Regions from separate parts of the Homo sapiens genome. Here regions 1, 2, 3, 4, 6 and 7 are each linked to region 5. Evidence: chromatin contacts called from ENCODE Hi-C or POLR2A ChIA-PET data. All regions are on one chromosome and are shown on one strand. Each heading gives the region's core, a stretch centred on a gene start or an enhancer-like site at or near the end of the contact. The rest is flanking DNA. Distances are from core to core; before and after follow the strand shown. Region 1 holds the start of RAD51-AS1 (RAD51 antisense RNA 1). Region 2 holds the start of PDIA3 (protein disulfide isomerase family A member 3). Region 3 holds the start of SERF2 (small EDRK-rich factor 2). Region 4 holds the start of CCNDBP1 (cyclin D1 binding protein 1). Region 5 holds the start of EHD4 (EH domain containing 4). Region 6 holds the start of RMDN3 (regulator of microtubule dynamics 3). Region 7 holds the start of TMEM62 (transmembrane protein 62).

Region 1 (2,700 bases), core at 129-2,628, 1.3 Mb after region 5:
TCCCTTCTCAGCCTCCTGAATAGCTGGGCCTACAGGTGCACGCCACCATGCCTAGCTAATTTTTCCTATTTGTAGAGATGCGGGTCTCACTATCTTGACCAGGCTGTTCTCGAACTCTTGGGCTCAATCGTCCTCCCGCCTCCACTTCCCAAAGTGCTGGGACTACAGACGTGAGACACGACGCCCGGCCAGTATATTTTGTAATAATTCACGGAGTTGTATACAGTTGTGAATGTGAATTTTTCTACATGTATATTACATTGCGCTTTAGAAGTTAAAAACAAACAAACAAACAAAAAAACAGGGGCCAGGCGCTGTGGCTCACGGCTGTAATCCCAGCACTTTGGGAGGCAGAGGCGGGTGGATAACCTGAGGTCAGAAGTTCGAGACCAGCCTGACCAACATGGTGAAACCCCGTCTCTACTAAAAATACAAAAATCAGCCTGGCGGCGTGGTGGTGGGGGCCTGTAATCCCAGCTCCTCGGGAGGCTGAGGTAGGAGAATCGCTTGAATCCGGGAGGCGGAGGTTGCAGTGAGCCGAGATCGCGCCACTACACTCCAGCCTGGGCGGAAGAGCGAGACTCCATCTCAAAAAAAAAGTTTTAAGAAAACCAAACCTCACTTCAGATCATTCTCTAGGCATCATGTGAATGGTTTTCCGCATTAGATGATGAAAACACTGTTTTGGCAATCGGAGATTGGTACTTTCTAAGCACGGTGTAATGGAAAGACAGATCAGGAATCCGGAAGCCCTGGCTGTGATATTAAACAGCTGTGGCTACACCGCTCTGATCTCGGACTTCTCGCTCGAACCCATAAAATAGGTGTTGCCTATAAAGGCTCTAATGTTTCTCCCCTAGTTCTAAAGACTGAGGTCCACTTGTGTTTTCGCCCCAGCAGCTGAGGGTCGGTCGGGCGCGGACACGCCCTGCCACGTCCGGGTTTCACACTGCGCGCGGAGGCCCCAACTGCCGCTGAGCACTGGACCGGCCAGGACGCAGGTGGGCGAGGACGAGCCGCGGCTCTGGAGGGCCCAGCCTGCGCCTCACACACTCACCTCGGTCCGCAGCGCTCCTCTCTCCAGCAGGCCCCGCGCTCCGACTTCACCCCGCGGGCGTGGCACGCGCCCGACCCGCACGGCCCCCAACGCCCCTGGCTTACGCTCCACTTCTCTACTCGCTTGCCCCAGCCTTCTGCGCACAACCCAGATGAGTTGCAGTTCCCAGCTGCACGCCTCGGGAAGCGCCGCACTCTCCTTAGGGCTCGGTCTCTGGCCGCTGCGCGCGGTCCGCCAGCGGCTTTCAGAATTCCCGCCAAACCCTCTCGCCCAGGGTCACGCCCGCGTCGACGTAACGTATCCCCGCCTCCCGGATCCGCCTTCTCCCCGCTTCCGCCCTGCGCGCTAACCCAAGACGGGAGCTCGAGAGCTTGATCCTGCGCGAGTTTACAGACTGCCCTCTTCCCTTTTTGCGTAAGGACTAATTCAAACTTTATGCCGGGGGCGGTGGCTCACGCGTGTAGTCCCAGCTGCTCGGGAGGCCGAGGCGAGAGTATCGTCTGAGCCTAGGAGTTCGAGGCTAACCACGGCAACGCCCCTACTCCTACCCCAGTCCCTCGCGGGTGGGGCGAGGGATTTCAGGGGGCGGTGGGGGAAGACTTAACCGAGTTGCCGTCTTCTGTTTACCAGATCGAAGACCACGACTCCCAAGAGGTAATGCGTCGGCCCGGGACTACATCTCCCGGCATGCATCGCCGGCGGGTCCGCGAGTTCTCACCATCGCAGCTGGACTATTAGCGGGGGCCCTAGCGCTCTTGTGGTTTGTTTCGGCAGTATCTGAATGTCAGCTTTTGGCACTTCTGGTCGCTCTGAGCCTCCTACTCGCATTCCTGGAGCAAGGTGCTTTCCAGGCCTCATGGAGGTGGAGGAGCTGAGGAAGCTCGAGAAGATGGATAGAAGTGGGAAATGGAGCTAGCGTACGGGAGAGGGAAATGGCTGGAATATTCGTCAATCTGTGGTGCTTTACTGGAGATTTGCAGGAGTTCAGAGGAAGGGGGCATTGAATTTCATAACCTAAACCGTATCGTGGTTTACCAGAAAGTTTTGACCCGTGATTCCGGTTTTAAAGGCTGAGTAGGGCCGGGCGCGGTGGTTCACGCCAGTAATCCCAGCAGTTTAGGAGGCCAAGGCAGGCGGATCACCTGAGGTCAGGGGTTGGAGATAAACCTGGCCAACGTGGTGAAACCTCGTCTTTAGTAAAAAATACAAAAATTAGCCAGGTTTTGTGGCACATGCCTGTAATCCTAGCTACTCGAAAGGCTGAGGCATGAGAATCGCTTGAACTCAGGAGGAGGTTGCAGCCAACCGAGATCTCGCCGCTGTACTCCAGCCTGGGCGACAGAGCGAGACTGTGTCAAAACAACACCACAAGCTAGCTGAGTAGGGATTCTTGGGCGAAGTGGAAGACATTATAAGCAAATAGGGTAGTATGGGCATGGAAACGAACTACATGATTAAAGATTAGTATTATCTGGCGAGGGAGGAAAAGTGCCAGAGCAAGTGCCGAAACTGGAAGGTTACATTTAGTTCAGGATATGAAGATCATATAAGGCCTGCACGGTGGCTCACACCTGTAATCCCAGCACTTTGGGAAGCCAAGGTGGGGGAGGATCGCTTGAGCTCAGGAGTTGGAGACCAGCCTG
Region 2 (2,700 bases), core at 32-2,531, 1.8 Mb before region 5:
AACCAAGGGTCACTGTGCCAGGAGGGGAAAAATTAAGTACTGTAATTATATATATTGAATTATATATAGAGAGCTATCCCCAGGATAAAGGAATCACTGTTTACTCTGGTAATGATCTGGAGGTTTAAAAACACACACACACACAAATAAAAAAAAAAAACAAACACTCAAGTTGACTGGGCCAGAAATCTTATTTGCTCTTCCTTCTCCCCAACAGTTTTTTATTTCGAGTTAGTTCTATCTAAGGAATTTACACCCTTGATCACTTAAGTCACCCTAAAGTGGAGTATGTAATCAATATTGGTTATTTTCTCATTGGAGTCTTTTTTGACATTTTAAAGAAATGCTATTTAAAACAGACAATATGGACAGATTCTGATGGAATTATTCTTGTTCACGTACTCCTTTCGTTTGGACAGAGGTATCTGCCGGTACTGAGATGTAAGTGATCAGCTGAAGGGAGAAACTGTACACCATGTGACGGACAAATTACCTGCCTCAAGAAAGCACTTACGACCATTCTGCAGCCACTCAGTGACCTTGGCTAGAAACCAATGGCTGTGCGGCGTGAGGTAAGATGAAAGGAAATACCCTAGGGATCCAGGACTTCTGCATTTGGTGAAACGTCCGCTTCCACTACAAGGCTTTGGGATGCCTAGTCTGTAGACTGGAGGAGCATTAATACTGACTCACGCAGAAAAGATATAGCTACATATTGGACTGGGGGAAGGGGTGGCAAAACCCTCTGCAAATAGGAAGTGCCACAAGAGCACCGAGATAAGGATGAGGCCCTGCGTGAGCGCAGCCTTCGGGTTTTCCTTGGGCCGATCAGCACCGACTCCCCCGCTCTCGGCGAGGCGCCTCCAGCTCCCGGGAATGAGAAATGTGCCCGCCGCAGCAGGGGCCCACAGGAATGAAGGGCCCCGGCGCTGCGTAGGCCCAACAGTTCCCCGCGCTCTCGCCCCCGGCCCAGCCCCGCCTTTCTTCCCCCGCCTCGGCAGAATGGACTCACCAGGGGGCGAAGAACTCGACGAGCATGAGGCCCGCAGAGCCCGTGTCGGAGATGCGACTCTCGAAGTTGTCGTCCGTGAGTTCTAGCACGTCGGAGGCAGCGGCGAGGCGGGCCGCGGCAAGAAGCAGCGCCACACCCGGGAACAGCGCTAGGCGGCGGAGGCGCATGGCGGCGAGGTGGGGTGGGGACGGCCGGAAGGGTCGCGGCTCGGCTGGGACTGCGGAGGTCGGGCGCGCGACCACTAACCCGCTGCTTGCGCTCGCGCGTCTGGCCCAGGCGGACCTGCAGCCGGAGGTCCCAACCCCCAAACCCGGCTTGGGCCGCTGTGTGGCAGCCGCTGATTGGCTGCGCGTCGCCTTCGTCGGGCGGGCGGGACCAACTCGTTACCGCCGAGTGGCCGGAGCGCGGGGCGGGGCCGAGGCGGCGAGTGTCTGGGCGAGCGTGGCTGGGCCCGGTCCTGGGCTGGGGGCAGGGGCTAGGGCCGGGTCCCGGGGTGAGCCGAAACCTGGGGGTCGGGCGGGGCGGGAAATGGGGCGCAGTGAGGCTGGGAGCCGGCCCTGAGCTCGTCCTGCGTAGGGGTAGCCGGGCTCAGGGGGCGCCTGAGCTGGAGGTGGAAGCGTGAAGTCAGGACTGAGTGGGCGAAGAGAACCTGGGCTGAGGTGAGGCCCAGAAGCGAGAATGGAGGAGAGAAGGAGCTAGCCCCCGAAGGAGTGTTGGAGTGGACACACTTGGGACGGGACCCATTTTCAAAATGTCAGGCTTTGGCATTTTGTCCAATTTCTCTTCACTTGGTTTCTCTTGCGTGGGCAGGCCAAGCCCTCCCCCAACTCCACCTCATTGCCCGATTCTCTCAGGCCCAGGTGGGACCCAGGTTCTTCTTTGTCCAGCCCCGGGCCCCTGCCCTTGTGGCTGCTCCTTTTTTATTGAGTTTCTTGTTTTGTTTTGTTTTGTTTTGTCTGAGATGCCGTCTTGCTCTGTCCCCCACGCTGGAGTGCAGTGGCGCGATCTCCGCTCACTGCAAGCTCTGCCTCCCGGGTTCACGCCATTCTCCTGCCTCAGCTTCCCGAGTAGCTGGGCCTACAGGCGCCCGCCACCACGCCCGGCTAATTTTTTGTATTTTTAGTAGAGACCGGGTTTCACCGTGTTAGCCAGGATGGTCTCTATCTCCTGACCTCGTGATCCGCTCGCCTCGGCATTCCAAAGTGCTGGAATTACAGGCGTGAGCCACCACGCCCGGACTTTTTTTTTTTTTTTTTTTTTTTTTAATGAGCTTTTAATTGGTAGTGCCGTCACAAAGTGAAGATGCCTGGCCACTTGGTCGACTGCTCAATGTCTTTACCACTCTTAGCCCCTTTTGTTTCAAAAAACCCTGAGTCTTAGTAGAATGTTTGTTCTGCCCAACTGCTCCTAGTTCGTAGATGTGGGTACATTAAGGAATCTTAAGGGCAAAGAGGGTGGGGAGGAGGGGACAGAAAACCTGTAATCCTTGGTGCAGCTCCAAGAATGAAATGACACTTGATGCTTACATTTTCTTAGCAGACATGGCCGCTTACCAACAAGAAGGGCAGATGCAGCTTCCCCGAGCTGATGCCATTCGTTCACGTCTCATCGATACTTTCTCTCTCATCGAGCATTTGCAAGGCTTGAGCCAAGCTGTGCTGCGACACACTATCAGGAGTTACTTGGTC
Region 3 (2,700 bases), core at 188-2,687, 1.8 Mb before region 5:
TCTTCTCGTTTGCCTTTTTCTGCTTCTGCTGCATGATCTCCGAGTCCCTGGGGGTAGAGATGATGGGGCACTGGGAGGTACCAGAGGGCAAAAAGGACAAGATGCAGGGGGATGAAGGGCACAAAGGATAAGATGGAAGTGGATGGGACTAAGTTCAGCGTTTGGCTGCTGTACTCCCACCCTAGGAGAACAAGAGGAAGAGAGCTGAGGCTCAAAAGGCGACCAGTCTCCATCTGGCTGTTGCCCAAGGGGTCAGAAGTCTGGTGACACAGGCCCAAGGGTCTCTATTCTGTATTGAGGACCACACCCAGCAACACCAGTGAGGAGGTTGGGAGAAGGGAGGAGAACCGAACAGCAAGGAGGGCCAAAAGTACTGGGCTGCCGTAACCACAACTGTATTTGAAATGTGAAGCTCCCTGCCCTTGCCCTTAAGGTCAGACCCAGGGACGCTCAGAAATCAGACTGAGGGCAGGCGCCCGCCCCCGTCCTTTCCTGTAAGGCTGTGAGCTAACAATTTGGAGGGTGGGGAGGAAATAAAACCCTAGAGGAAGCAATGCACTCTGCTCCTCACGACTAGTCCACATTCAAGCCCTGAGGTAGCTCTCTTTCCTTCTATAACCCTTGGTCTAACCCAGGTCTCCACCGTCCCTTTCCCTCCCCTCCCTGGGGCTACCTCTGCTTGCGGGCGGCAGCAGAAAGCCCGTCATCTCGGCGCTTTCCCTTAACCGAGTCGCTCTGCTTTTTCATATTCTTCTGGCGGGCGAGCTCACGCTGGTTACCGCCTAAGGAAAGAAAATTAAAGGTGAGACGCGGGGGCCGCTCTGCCCACACACCGGCGACCCTTCTACCCCAGCGCGGCCAGCAGCAGGATCCAACACCACTTCAATCTCCGGGCCCCGACAACGGCCCATCGAGGCCCAGGCTGCTTGGGGTAGGGGGGAGTGGCGAATCTGCCACGGGCCAGGTCAAAATACGGACTAGAGAAGGGAGGTCCCAAGGGGCCAGCTGGAGGCGTGTTTTGGGGCGGCGTGGGGCCCAAACAGCTGGCAAGGTGTGTGTGGACGGTTTGGGTCTCCGTGGGGGATGGGCTGGCTTGTGGAGTGGGGGCTCTGGGCCTATCACAGGGGCGCTGGCCTTCTCCTTACACCGCGGAAGATCCGGGAGGGCCTATGCCTAACCCGGGAGGGTGGTCCCGTGAAGTAGCCGTGGGCAAAGGGCTCGATTTCCGGGCACCGAGTGTGAGGGTGGCCACAGAGCGCGCCCAGAGAAACGCCTTGCTAGGGAAGCTACGGAAGGTCAAAGCCGGCGCCTCGCCGGTGGTGTTTAGGGTGAACGGAAAGAAAAGGGCAAGGAGAAGGGGGCTCGGTGCTCACGGGTCATGGCGACGGCAGCGGCTCCAACCTGCCTCCGTTACGTCCCCTCGTTCTGTCGGACGTTGCAGGTCCCGCCCCTTCTGGCAACGTAGCACAGTCGTTCCTTTCCTCCCCGCCCCTTCGCGCCCGGGAGCCGGCTCCCATTGGACAAGAAAAAGCACGTGGATCCACGGGTCGTGCTTGAGCCGGGGTGGGTAAGTGGCGGAGGGTCGCAGGCGGAGCGCTCAGCGTGGGGCGGGGCTTCCCGAGTGAGACGTAGGGACGGGCCTGGAGAAACTAGGCCGGGTCACGTGGGCAGGTTGGGGGTGGAGGGGTGCGGCTGGCGATGTGGCGCTCCCGCGGGCTCGAGCACGTGACCGTGCAGAGTGACCTCATGCGGGGACAGTTTGGGGTACTGACAAAGTCGCCCTGAAAGAACGCCCGTAGACAAGAGGGCGGGGTTTCAGCCAGTTCTGTGTTACGAGTACTCTACTACTAAACTTGTGCTTACTTAGGACCACCTCTCAGCCACTTATTTGGACACGAGTTGTTCACAGCTCGCTTAAAATCAAGTACAAACACAACTTCAGAAACCCGCTTCTACTCCCATTGTCCCCTTCCACGCCCCTTCACTGTAGAAAATCGCAGCAACATCTGGTATTTCCTAAAACTCTACCCTGTTCGTTTTCCCCCAGAAACTTTAAATGTGAACATGCAGCTTGGAAGTATTGGAGGACTCCAAAAGTCACAGACTATGGAGTTGGATCAGTGGCTGAGATTAGATAATTCACATATTCGCTTTTCCCCTCTGGAGCTTTTCTTACTGTACCATCGCCACCAGCCACCCGGTTTTGTATTAAGACCCTGGAGGGCCGGGCGTGGTGGCTCACGCCTGTAATCCCAGCACTTTGGGAGGCTGAGGTGGGCAGATCAGAAGGTCAGGAGTTCGAGACCAGCAGCCTGACCAACAATGGTGAAAACCCTAAAAATACAAAAAATTAGCCGGGCGTGGTGGCGCGCCTGTAATTCCAGCTACTTGGGAGGCTGAGGCAGGAGAATCGCTTGAACCCGGGAGGCGGAAGTTGCAGTGAGCCGAGATCGCGCCATTGCACTCCAGCCCAGGCGACAGTGCGAGATCCCGTCTAAAAAAAAAGTTAATAAGAATTAGCCGGGCGTGGTGGCGGGCGCCTGTAGTCCCAGCTACTCAGGAGGCTGAGGCAGGAGAATGGCGTGAACCCGGTAGATGGAGCTTGCAGTGAGCCGAGATCGCACCACTGCACTCTAGCCTGGGCGACAGAGCGAGACTGCATCTCAAAAAAAAAAGAGTTAATAAGAAAGGCTGGGCAAG
Region 4 (2,700 bases), core at 157-2,656, 1.2 Mb before region 5:
CACAGAATATACGTGGAATAATGCAAAAGGAACTGGGGGAGACAAAAATGAGAAAGTGGGTGGAAAGGTAAACTTAACACACTTTGATATCTGTTGAATTTTGTACTATCTACATATGTTACTGATTAAATATAAAAAATAATATAAAAAGGGTATTATGCAGTATAACAGAATAGGTAGCTTAGACATCAGATAGACCTTGATTTAAATTCTAGCCCCCCTGCTTTTTTTTAAATCTTAAGCTGAGCTTCTGAGCCTCCTTGCTCATCTGTCAGATGGCCATCAAGTATGTGAAAACACCCAGCAAATAAAAAGTGCTTAAAAAATTATCAGAAGGGAAACAACCAGGATAAACTTCAGACTGAACCAATATTTATAAGACCTGCCTACTCCGCGCCAGGAACTGCACTTGGCAATTCGGTCTTCACAACAATCCTGTGAAGTAAAAACGGTAACCTCACTGGACAGATGAAGAAAAGAAATCTCCTGGCGTGCGTGCAAAAGGTGGAAAGAAAATTAGAGGATTCCTAAGGTGTAACTCGGCAGCCCAAGGATTCCACGAAAGTGAAGCCCACCTGTGGAGACGGCAGTGGAAGCTGAGAGAAGACTATGGTCAGAGTCGTGGCTTCCCTTGACACAGTCACAGCTGCCTCATCTGGGGGGTGGCCGAAGAGGAGGCAGGTGCCAATACGTTAGTGCTGCACGGACTTGGAAGACTTCCCTTACCGACCGAGACTTCTCAAAAACACTTCCCGAATGTCGAGGTTAGAATTCTATTTCACCCTCTCAGGTGCTGAGGTGGGTAAGGTACCTCACAGAAAGGATGCAGCGGGGGAGAGCAGTCCCCTCCGTGGGGGACAGCGGGAGGAAAAGGGGTCGGGACGCTGGAGGAACTGAGGCAAGGGGAGCCCGGAAGGAGGCGCACTCACTGAGTCTTCTCCAGAACATCTCTCGATTAAACTCCTCGGTGGTCTCCTGGGCTTCGCCGACTTGTGGGTGTGGCGTGTGGGGGCCGAACGGTGGCGAATGGAAAAGCTGAGGTAAGCGGAGCCACCTCCCTCGCCCAAGCCCGGCTCCCCGCCGCCGCCCCAGCCCGCCCTCTCCGCGACCCCGAGCCCGGCCTCTCCCCGACCCCGAGCCCGGCCTCTCCCCGACCCCGAGCCCGCCCCTGCCGTCGCCCGTTCTAACTCCGTCAGCTCACCCCGCACTCGAGGCAGGAGCAACCGCAGCTCCTCCGCCAAGTGCCGGAGCTGCTCCAAAGGCGAAGCCAGGGTGGGGACTGCGGCTGCAGGTGCAGTTGCGCTCGCCATCTCAGTCGCTTGCCGAAGGCCGCAAACACAGGCCTCCGCTGCCACTGCCGGAGCCGCACTGCGACAGCCGCTCCACTTCCGGGCCACAGCGTCAAGGGCTCGTTTCCGTCAACAAGCCGTCCAGCCCCGTCCCAGAGGCCCTGCCCTGCCTCCTCCCGCCACGAGGCCCGGCCCCGCCCGAGGTCCAGCACCACCCATCCCGTTATCAGAGACCAGGCCTGGCCCCGCCTCCTCCCGCCCCGCCCTGTCCCCTGAGGTACAGCACCAACCATCCCACTCTCAGAGGCCAGGACAGGCCACGCCTTCTCTTGCCCCTTAGGCCAGGCTACACAAGCAAGCCTCAGGCTCACCGTCTTTCTTATTCATCATTCATTCATTTATTTGATTAGTTGAAAACACTTCCGACTAAGGAAGCAGAGAGCCCACAATCCTGTGGGAAAACAGGCCTGGGAACTAATATCTCAGGGGTAGTGAGGGTCGGGCCCAGATCCTCAAAGGTTCCCTGCCCCTGAAATTGCACCTTTGACAGCTGCTGAATTCCAAGCACAGCGGTAAGTGCTTTACATGGGGTAACCCTAAAAAACACACTGGGCCTCAGACACTCCCGTACACACACCCAACCTCTACCCTGTGGATGTCCTAGATAAGGGTTTTCTCTTCACAAAGGTAAATCAACTCTTTGCCTCCTTAGGGAGGGAAGGAATAAAGGCATTATTTTTGAGACTTTTCTGCAGTCCATTCTGCAGGTATCAGTAGTGGGTAATCCCTCCAACGTCCAGGACTCCAAACGAGCAGCTGCTCCCTAAAGCTCACCCACCAATCCTGGCCCTCCACCTGCTACTGGGGTAGAGGCCTGGGCTACAGACACAGAGGCTGGGCTTCTGCCCAGCTGCCAGTGGTGAGACATGGCCTTCAGGAGCTCAGGTGGCTTTTTAACTGCACCATGAAGATTCCAAACTTGGTGGAGTTCAGTGTCCACACATAACGAATGAGAACAGGTGTCAGCAGTGTCAACCAGGTCCGCAAAGGGGAGAATAAAAAAGCTAGGGTGCCGTATGTTGCATAAAGAAAGTAGCAGGAATAAACCTGCCAGATGTACAGCAGTAGCATAAGTAGGTGAACAGGCATAATTTTCAAGTATTTTCTTTGATGGAGATGAGACCTGAAGTTGTGACCAAAGCACCGCTGCAGCAAGCTCCAACACATGTAAGCCATCAAGGGGATGTTAAAAAACGCCAGCTGGAAAAGAACAGAACCATAGCTTACTCCCAAGTCCTTGGAAGAGTTTGGTCTTAATAATGCATTATTAGTGGATCCTAAGACTATGCTGCTATCTGTCTTGGCGTTAGCTAATTTACTTCAAGCACAGTTGCTTATAACACAACAGCTG
Region 5 (2,700 bases), core at 144-2,643:
ATCCGCATTTCTGTTAGGTTGGAGAAGTACTGCAGGGTGTACTGTTTCCCCAGACTTAGGCCACATCAGAGTCACCTAGGGCATCTGTTGAGCTCCATCTCTCCTCAATATTTTAACTCAGTAGGTCTGGACTGAAGACCAGGAATCTGCATTTTAACAAGCATCCCAGCTCATAAATGCATATATGCAGGTGGCCCCATGGATCACACTTGAGAAATGCTCTAAAACAACTAAGAAATATTCCTAAGCTACAATCAAGGACACAAAAGGTGATTATTTCCCCCAATCTCAACTTAGATAAGTGAGTATCCTTTTAACCTAGAAAAGAAACAGGCCAGGGGCGGTGGCTCACGCCTATAATCCCAATACTTTGGGAGGCCAAGGCAGGCGGATCATCTGAGGTCAGGAGTTCAAGACCAGCCTTACCAATATGGTGAAACCCCATCTCTACTAAAAATACAAAAATTAGCTGGGCATGGTGGTGAGCGCCTGTAGTCCCAGCTACTCAGGAGGCTGAGACAGGAAAATTGCTTGAACCCGGGAAGCGGAGGTTGCAGTGAGCCGAGATCGTGCCACTGCACTCCAGCCTGGGCGACAGAGCGAGACTCCGTCTCAGAAAACAACAACAACAACAAAAAACAGCTAGGAGGTGACAATGACTCACATGTCAATATGTGGAAATAAAGTTGTAATAATGAGGATAATGTAATAATGAGAGTAATGACTAAATTTTCGGCTTTACAGAAAAACACATAAAGAAAACTAAGGGGAAAAAGCCTTTAGCTGATCCAGAATTTAGTGAGGGCAATGTGGAGAAGTAGGAGAAACGGCTACTCAAATAGATTCCAGTCCACTTCCCCTCAAGATTGTGTCAATTATGCCCGTGAGCCTGGGTCTCTTGGCCTGTAAAACGGAGTCATAACCACCCGCCCCCGGGAAGACAGAACCTGCCTGTCCACTTTCTGAACTTTTCATCCCCAGTATCGACGTCCAGAGGCCTGAATGAGTAAACGTTCCAGGAGATGGAGCAGCCTCCGGAGGCTCGCTTTGGGCAGCTCAGATTTACCCGGAAGCCGATGCCACCTGGCCAGAGGTGAGGCACCGGCAACCAGAAGGGGGCCCTGAGCATGACCGGTCAGTGCCACCCGGCCGGGAAGACACCATCTCCCCGCCCAGTCCTCTAGAATGACTCCGTCATCAATAATTCATTAAGAACCTCCTCTCAATTGGCTGACGCCTTCAGCCCTCTCTGGCAGAGATCCAATCAGGAAGGACCTGAGAGAGCTCGTCTGAATAGTGGGCGAGCGCGCGTGACGTAGCGGCCGAAGACTGGCTGTGGCAGCACAAGGCGGGGCCCTCCTCGGGCGGCGGCCAGCGCGGCCGGGGCGGCTCAGTGCGAGCCGGGGAGAGTCGAACCCGGAGCAGGGTCCCATCCGAGCGTGGACTGGCGGCAGGATGTTCAGCTGGATGGGGCGGCAGGCGGGCGGGCGCGAACGCGCTGGCGGCGCGGACGCGGTGCAGACGGTGACGGGCGGGCTGCGCTCGCTCTACCTGCGCAAGGTGCTGCCGCTGGAGGAGGCGTACCGCTTCCACGAGTTCCACTCGCCTGCGCTGGAGGACGCCGACTTCGAGAACAAGCCCATGATCCTGCTGGTGGGCCAGTACAGCACCGGCAAGACCACCTTCATCAGGTACCGTCACCGCCCCTCGCCCGGCTCCCGCCCCGCTCCGCCCTCCCCACGTGTGCGCCGCAGTCGGCCGCCTCCCGCCGCTGCCCCTCCCGGCCGGCGCGACCTCGGGGACCCCTCCCGGAGCTCGGCGCCCGGTGCCCTCGGCCCCGCCCCGGCTGGCCAGCCCCGCGCGCTGGAGGGTCCCGCGAACCCGCGCCCTGCGCACTCCGAGCCCTCCTTCCTTGCGGTTCGGAAGGCGTTGCTCCCGCTGGCCTCGTCCGGTCGCCCTGGCGGGAGGGTCCAAGGGAGAGAGGGGGCGCGAGCCATAATCAGCATATTCTTGACGAGGGAGTGATGCCTAGGGATGGAAATGGGGGGAGAGGCGTAGGGTATCCGAATGGGACAGAGTCCTAGTTGGAGAGTTTGTTTAACTATTCATTTGTTCAACTATTTCTTGAACAAATGAATGGCAGCAGGAGAGCGTATCGCCCAGGCCCCCTTCCCTTGAGGTCTTTACGTGCCACCCCACAGTGTTGTGGGGAGGGGATAAAGAGGCCGCCTACGTTCAGTTCATGCACCGCCTTTAGCCGCCCGTAGGAAGTGAGCTGCGTGTAGCAGCCGCACCAGCCTGTGGAACTAAGGGGGAGTGTCATATTACTATTTGTTAGTTTCCATTTCTTAGGTGGGTCATTCCCTCCTCGCTTACCCTTGACAACTGAAAATATTTGTCATGCTTACCGTGTTTCTGAAAGCACACAATCACTGTGCATACCCTGTGGTTCAAATCATATAGTTTCAAAAGAAGTGACTTTTGCTGGGAAATTATTTAGACAGAAACAGATTGCTTTGTTGATCACCTGTTTTATTTCTAAAGCAGCCAGCATATTTAGGCTCACTGTTTTTGGTAAGAAGAACTTATTTTTCTGACTTAAGCCGTGTATCAGTTGAAACAAAGTGCTGATCATTTAAGGTTTTGGTCCAGGGTTTTGGAAATTGTAACAATCTCTTCATCATTTGATGTGCAACAGGT
Region 6 (2,700 bases), core at 111-2,610, 1.2 Mb after region 5:
GAACCCAGGGGCGGGGGAGGAGGTTGCAGTGAGCCGAGATCGCACCACTGCATTCCAGCATGGGCGAAAAGAGCGAAACTCCGTCTAAAAAAAAAAAAAAAGTATAATGGAGGCAATAGAGCCACAGGAGCAAAGCAGGGTGAAAAGCTTAATTTCACCAAGGTGGTGATCTGGGAAGGTTTCCAGAGGAAATTTTTATTTCCTCCAAAATAAAGTGTATATATATATATATACTTTATATATATATAAATATATTTTTTGTTGTTGTTGTTTTTGTTTATTTGTTTTGAGAGGAGGCCTCACTCTGTTGCCCAAGCTGGAGTACAGTGGCGAGATCTCGGCTCACTGCAACCTCTGCCTCCTGGGTTCAAGCAATTCTCCTGCCTCAGCCTCCCGAGTAGCTGGGATTACAGGCGTGCACCACCATGCCCAGCTAATTTTTGTACTTTTAGTAGAGACGGAGTTTCGCCAGGTTGGCCTGGGTGGCCTCGATATCCTGACTTCTGTTGCCCAGAGTGATCATGGCTCACTGCAGCCTCGACGACCTGGGCTCAAGTGATCCTCCCATCTCAGCCCCCAGAGTATCTGTGACTACAGTCACGTGCCACCACGGCCGGCCTCCTGTATTCTTATATGTATACAATATCTCACAATTAAAGGGTAAATAAATATAAGATCTAGTCAAGGGTATTGGGAGGACTGGCCTAGATATTTCTTTCACTAAACTAAATTTTAACTCTTAAGAAATGTTCACAATAAAATTGTTATCATAGTCCATAAAATCGGTCTTTTTAGTTGCCACAATTATAAGAAGTTGCATACAATTACAAGAGTAAAACAGAATTATAAGACAGCACGTTAGGTTTAAGATTTATGGCCGGGTGCGGCGGCTCACGCACTTTGGGAGCCCGAGGCGGGCGGATCGCACTTTGAGAGACCAGGAGAGCGGGACCCAGTCTCTACAAAATAAAAATAAAAATAAAATGTGGGGAGAGCGTGACGTTTTCCAGGTACAGAGGGGAGGTCCAGGCAGAAGCGCAGGTAGAAAGTGTGAATATGCTGAGCGTATTCCGGGAGCAGCAAGTTAAGCCGGTGTGACCGGAGGGAAATGGAGGCCTGGCTGCCGGACGGTGAGGGTGACTGCGCGAGCGTCCGCCCAAGAAGTCTCCCTGCCTTCCCGCCTTTCCCCTGTCTTGGGCCCCTTCTTGCTTTCCTTTCGCGCTCTGTGCTGACTCCGCCCCTCCGGCGGCGCCCGTGGCCCCGCCCCTGAGGGAAACAGACAAGGGGCGGGGCCGGCGCGGTCATCTCTCTGCGCCTTCCCGCAGGGCGCCGAGCACCTGGCGCCGCCTGCCTGACGTCACGGTCACTGACAGCGTGAGCCCGCGGCGGCTGCTGCCATGGTGGCTGGCGGCCGGGTAAGGGTCTGAGTGGATCTCCTGCCAGGCCAGAGCGCCTTCGGGGGCCGCGGCGGAAGGCCAGGAGTTTGCAGCCAGGGCGCCGGGTTTGTGGTCTGCAGTGTCGTGAGGCTGAGGTGGGGGTTGAAGGCCCAGAAGCCGGACTCTGTGACCCGGGTCGGGGGGTGTACTGGAGGGGCGGCTACGTCCAGGCTGGGTGAGAAGAGAGGCAGTGGGGCCCAGGAGGCTGGAGGAAGCCTTAGGGTTCAGACTGGGGTGCACGTAGTCGAGAGCTCAGGGTTTGGGCAAGGGGATACCTGCCGGGGTTCAGCCTTGAGGGTGGGTTTACCGGGTTCACGAATCTCTCTCTCTCCTTACCCCCGCCCGCCCGCCCGCCTGCCTGCTCCCGGTGACTTCTGCTGGCCGCAGGTGCAGCATGTCTAGACTGGGAGCCCTGGGTGGTGCCCGTGCCGGGCTGGGACTGTTGCTGGGTACCGCCGCCGGCCTTGGATTCCTGTGCCTCCTTTACAGCCAGCGATGGAAACGGACCCAGCGTCATGGCCGCAGCCAGAGCCTGCCCAACTCCCTGGACTATACGCAGACTTCAGATCCCGGACGCCACGGTAGGAGCCCGTCTCCTGAGACCGCGGTCACTGCAGACTAATGGGCCTGAGGTCTGGGCTGCTTTCGGTGGAGACTGTGGGACAGGGTAACGGAGAGAAGTGCTTTAGGGTTTCACTTTTTTGGAAGCTTGTTGAAAAAGCAGTCGTCGGGCTGGGCGCGGTGGCTCACGCCTGTAATCCCAGCACTTTGGGAGGCCGAGGCGGGCGGATCACCTGAGGTCAGGAGTTCAAGACCAGCCTGGCCAACGTTCAACCAGATGTCAACATGGTGAAACCCCATCTCTACTAAAAATACAAAAATTAGCCGGGCGTGGTGGCGCGGCCTGTAGTCCCAGCTACTGGGGAGGCTGAGGCACGAGAATCGCTTGAACCTGGTAGGCGGAGGCCGCAGTGAGCTGAGGTTGCGCCACTGCACTCCAGCCTGGGTGACAGAGTGGGACTCTGTCTCAAAAAAAAAAAAAAAAAAAAAGCAGTCGTGGTTTTCTCTACTCTTTCGCCTGTACTCACAAGAAAGTATATTTCAAAAAGACTGTTTAACTTTCACTTTTAGTTCTGGCCACAATAGTGCTATGTGGGTATTAAAGGCACTTGCTTAGTGTTGGGTGAGGTGTGTAATAAGTAGAGGAAGAGTCCAAAAGAGGGCAAAAAGAATAATCTTGTAGGGATTAAAAGTCTTGAGGCTT
Region 7 (2,700 bases), core at 50-2,549, 1.2 Mb before region 5:
GTTTGAAAGCAAATAAAGTGTTTGAAGAGTCTAGAAAACTTAAGTCATAAAACTATCAAAGGATGAAGAAAAAGTGCCCTGGGTCACCGGAAGCCTCAAACAACTGAAAATATAAGATTAATAATGTAAAGAAAATAGAAAAGTTAGCAAAAGAAGAGAACTTCTGATTCGTGGTTACAGGCTTTTCCCTAATTCTCACAACCAGAACTGTAACAACAACAAGAACAAAAACCAGATACAAATATATCAGACAACAGACTGACATGAGAACCAGGAGCCTTGCTTCTACTGCTTTGACAAAACCTTGCTACGTCAAATCATTTTGCCTGGATCTTGACTCATTCAGTTATCCATAGGCAAAGGGGTTAGAATGTCCAATCTCTTCCACCTCACAGAGCTCACCTGGGGCTGTGGCTATACTGCTCCCAACGTCCCCAAAATGAAAAGCCACAGCCCTGGCTAGAGTTCTACCATGCGGACCACAGACCACCACCACAGCACGGCAAGCCTCCCTACCTGTTGCTAGGACGAGAGCTGGTTGAATGATGTCAATAGTTTCAGAACAGAATTTCTCTAAGTCTACCGCTCTGCCTGGATCTCGAAACCTGCTCAGGTGAATGTCGGATATCTGCCGAAAACAGGTATTGAACAGAGAGATCTGAGCCAGGAAGAGGCAGCATGGGGAGGGGCGGCTCAGCGGCTCTCTCGGGCAGAAGGAAAAGGCAAAGAGGCAATGCATAACGAACCCCCCAGGTAAGGACAGGGCCAGCACTAGACAGAGCCTCGAGTTACAATCTGACTGAGGTCCCCAGCCTGGAGCGTGGGGCCCAACACCCGCAAGGGTCCCACCGCACGGTGCCCGATCTGCACCTGCCTCCCGGCCCGGCTTCCCGCCGCGTCACCTGCAGGCCCCAGAAGATGTTGCTGTCTCCGGGCCCTGGCGCAGGGTGCGGCCTCCTGGGGGGCGCGGGGCGCGGCAGCGGCGAGGGCTGGCCCGCCAGGCCGTAGTGCTCCAAGAGCATGGCCACCAGCGCTGCGGCCGCCAACCCCGCGACCACCCTGAGAGCCAGCACTGCAGCCATGCCGCCCGCCCGCCGGGGCGCGGCCCTCGCTGATCCCGCGCAGGACCGCGCGGCGCTCCCGGGAGCCGCTTTGCCTGCACTTCCGGACTCTATTGTCGCAGGGCCAGAGCTGGATGCGGGGCCGGCGCCGGATGCGGGGCTGGAGCCAGACACTGGGCCTAGGGTGCTGCGCCCGTCAGCCGCCGCCCAGCACCTGCCCCTCTCTGGCCGCGCAAGTGACTGGGCTCGTTTTGCATAAGTAATACGATCACAGAAAAGAGAACCGAAACTCTGAACACCAATGACGGTGGCCGAGTGGTGGCGGGGAAGGAGACCGGGACCAGTGGCCGGGAGGCGGGGGCTAGAGTCCTGGCTCCGCCTTGGTCAGTCACTCCTGACCTCAGTGGGTCGATCTCCTTACCTGTAAAACGGAGTTAATAACACCTTCCGTGCGCACTTTGCAGGGTTGTTGTATCAAAGTGAGAATGTATGAGAACGCCTTTTAAATTGTCTCACAAATGTGTCAGGTGGCTTCCTCTGGCCCCTTCTGATTATTAACGTACCTCCATAGGTTTTCTTTTCTTTCTCTTCCCCTTCCCTCTACCATTCCCCTTTCCTTCACTTCTCAGACAGGGTCTCTATCCCCCAGGCAGGAATGCAGTGGCGCGATCATGGCTCACTGCAGCCTCGACCTCCCTGACCTTAAGTAGCTGGAATTACAGGCTCGCACCACCACGCCCAGCTAATTTTTTAAATATAGTTTTTGTAGAGACTGGGATCTGTCTGTGTTGCCCGGGCTGGCCTCGGAACTCCTAGGTTCAAGCGATCCTCCCGCCTCCGCCTCCCAAAGTGCTGGGACTACAGGCTGAGCCACCGCGCCCGGCAGCATAGGTTTTCTATAGATGTAATTCCTATGTTTTGTGAAAGTTATTTTTCCCTTAAACTGATTTCACATGCACCTGAGTAAATAATATTGCAACACGGTAGTATACCATTCATTTAATAAGTATTAAATACTTCCTATGGGCCAGACCCAGGAGAATTAGATTCAGCCCTACCTTAATTTATCTAACAACTCCCTTATTGTTGATTTTTTAATTGTTTATTATATATTGCTGTTCTGAGTAATTTTTTTCACGTCTTCCCTTTATTGAAAAAAATTTTAGAAAATGGCAGTTAATAAAAGGCACAAACAAATCAACAGGGATATACTAGTGGAAAACACAATATAAAACTAACATGTCATTGGCTTCTTTAATTGGTTAAGAGCACAAAATGTAACAGGCAAAAGGTCTGTTTCAAACAAATTAAAAAGCTATGTGTTTTTTAAATTCTCCCCAAATCAGATATATACACACCCACAAAAATAGTGTGTGAAGGAAAACTGTCATACACAAGAAGTCGTATCCTGAATTCTTCAAGGAAATACATGTGGAAATAGGAATTAACAGAGTCAGCAACAGATTAATTTTTTATTAATTGAGTCTTAAAATGCTACATAGCCCAAAGCTATACTATATAAAGTACTACTAGGTACAAAGGAAAGTCTGTACAGCTTTTAGCAAAACTGCTTTCCCAGAAAAGCAAATTAAAATAATGCAATCAGCAGACCCAGGAGACTACAGCTAGACATCAGAGC

What was found. A loop is a pair of places that touch in the nucleus more often than their neighbours do. ChIA-PET counts read pairs that join two places held with the same protein, here RNA polymerase II (POLR2A). Pooled maps may share reads with other maps.
Region 1: a map of B cell shows a loop between it and region 5 (7-fold over the local background). The contact joins the promoter of RAD51-AS1 here to the promoter of EHD4 in region 5. A Hi-C loop is called at or near these places in 1 of 168 maps with a recorded cell type or tissue (B cell), 1 of 37 single-sample maps with no recorded cell type and 7 of 50 pooled maps.
Region 2: a map of CD8-positive, alpha-beta T cell shows a loop between it and region 5 (14-fold over the local background). The contact joins the promoter of PDIA3 here to the promoter of EHD4 in region 5. A Hi-C loop is called at or near these places in 1 of 168 maps with a recorded cell type or tissue (CD8-positive, alpha-beta T cell), 2 of 37 single-sample maps with no recorded cell type and 6 of 50 pooled maps.
Region 3: a loop to region 5 is called in a map with no recorded cell type, with 10 times the contacts of the local background. The contact joins the promoter of SERF2 here to the promoter of EHD4 in region 5. A Hi-C loop is called at or near these places in 1 of 37 single-sample maps with no recorded cell type and 6 of 50 pooled maps. POLR2A ChIA-PET finds 5 or more read pairs at or near these places in 1 of 52 experiments (HEK293).
Region 4: a loop to region 5 is called in a map of CD8-positive, alpha-beta T cell, with 12 times the contacts of the local background. The contact joins the promoter of CCNDBP1 here to the promoter of EHD4 in region 5. A Hi-C loop is called at or near these places in 2 of 168 maps with a recorded cell type or tissue (CD8-positive, alpha-beta T cell and naive thymus-derived CD4-positive, alpha-beta T cell), 2 of 37 single-sample maps with no recorded cell type and 11 of 50 pooled maps.
Region 6: a map of CD8-positive, alpha-beta T cell shows a loop between it and region 5 (17-fold over the local background). The contact joins the promoter of RMDN3 here to the promoter of EHD4 in region 5. A Hi-C loop is called at or near these places in 1 of 168 maps with a recorded cell type or tissue (CD8-positive, alpha-beta T cell) and 6 of 50 pooled maps. POLR2A ChIA-PET finds 5 or more read pairs at or near these places in 1 of 52 experiments (activated T-cell).
Region 7: a loop to region 5 is called in a map with no recorded cell type, with 11 times the contacts of the local background. The contact joins the promoter of TMEM62 here to the promoter of EHD4 in region 5. A Hi-C loop is called at or near these places in 2 of 168 maps with a recorded cell type or tissue (B cell and naive thymus-derived CD4-positive, alpha-beta T cell), 2 of 37 single-sample maps with no recorded cell type and 7 of 50 pooled maps.

Annotation. Positions count from the first base shown.
Region 1 is chr15:40,693,783-40,696,482 of GRCh38, reverse strand. RAD51-AS1 (RAD51 antisense RNA 1) reads left to right here and starts at 1,378. Exons shown (of 2, transcript NR_040058.1): 1 at 1,378-1,471; 2 at 1,688-2,700. It overlaps RAD51 (RAD51 recombinase), which reads right to left and starts at 1,309. Exons shown (of 10, transcript NM_002875.5): 1 at 1,058-1,309. RefSeq lists enhancers at 1-464, 465-1,062, 1,100-1,159, 1,630-1,779, 1,660-2,257 and 1 more.
Region 2 is chr15:43,745,019-43,747,718 of GRCh38, reverse strand. PDIA3 (protein disulfide isomerase family A member 3) reads right to left here and starts at 1,281. Exons shown (of 13, transcript NM_005313.5): 1 at 1,013-1,281. The coding sequence starts at 1,179. It also overlaps the pseudogene CATSPER2P1. RefSeq lists enhancers at 656-705, 716-765 and a silencer at 1,266-1,565.
Region 3 is chr15:43,791,057-43,793,756 of GRCh38, reverse strand. SERF2 (small EDRK-rich factor 2) reads right to left here and starts at 1,437. Exons shown (of 3, transcript NM_001018108.4): 1 at 1,374-1,437; 2 at 674-782; 3 at 1-47. The coding sequence starts at 1,380. It overlaps SERF2-C15ORF63 (SERF2-C15orf63 readthrough), which reads right to left and starts at 1,781. Exons shown (of 6, transcript NR_037673.1): 1 at 1,374-1,781; 2 at 674-782. MIR1282 (microRNA 1282) reads left to right here; the gene lies at 1-98. RefSeq lists enhancers at 1-289, 625-954, 743-1,942 and a silencer at 1,675-1,754.
Region 4 is chr15:43,184,109-43,186,808 of GRCh38, reverse strand. It overlaps CCNDBP1 (cyclin D1 binding protein 1), which reads right to left and starts at 1,406. Exons shown (of 11, transcript NM_012142.5): 1 at 1,202-1,406; 2 at 930-989; 3 at 576-655. The coding sequence starts at 1,310. It overlaps TMEM62 (transmembrane protein 62), which reads right to left. Exons shown (of 14, transcript NM_024956.4): 14 at 1,665-2,549. The coding sequence ends at 2,223. It overlaps LOC124903478 (a long non-coding RNA gene), which reads left to right and starts at 922. Exons shown (of 2, transcript XR_007064604.1): 1 at 922-1,040. RefSeq lists an enhancer at 801-900 and silencers at 1,071-1,160, 1,381-1,680.
Region 5 is chr15:41,971,250-41,973,949 of GRCh38, reverse strand. It overlaps EHD4 (EH domain containing 4), which reads left to right and starts at 1,393. Exons shown (of 6, transcript NM_139265.4): 1 at 1,393-1,691. The coding sequence starts at 1,456. PLA2G4E-AS1 (PLA2G4E antisense RNA 1) reads right to left here and starts at 1,187. Exons shown (of 4, transcript NR_120334.1): 1 at 952-1,187; 2 at 1-146. RefSeq lists silencers at 1,342-1,471, 1,512-1,581, 1,682-1,951.
Region 6 is chr15:40,753,914-40,756,613 of GRCh38, reverse strand. It overlaps RMDN3 (regulator of microtubule dynamics 3), which reads left to right and starts at 1,360. Exons shown (of 13, transcript NM_018145.3): 1 at 1,360-1,531; 2 at 1,824-2,017. The coding sequence starts at 1,831. RefSeq lists enhancers at 900-1,009, 1,100-1,219, 1,430-1,639 and a silencer at 1,755-1,969.
Region 7 is chr15:43,132,185-43,134,884 of GRCh38, reverse strand. It overlaps TMEM62 (transmembrane protein 62), which reads right to left and starts at 1,299. Exons shown (of 14, transcript NM_024956.4): 1 at 903-1,299; 2 at 517-628. The coding sequence starts at 1,082. RefSeq lists silencers at 430-641, 832-1,231, 1,452-1,511.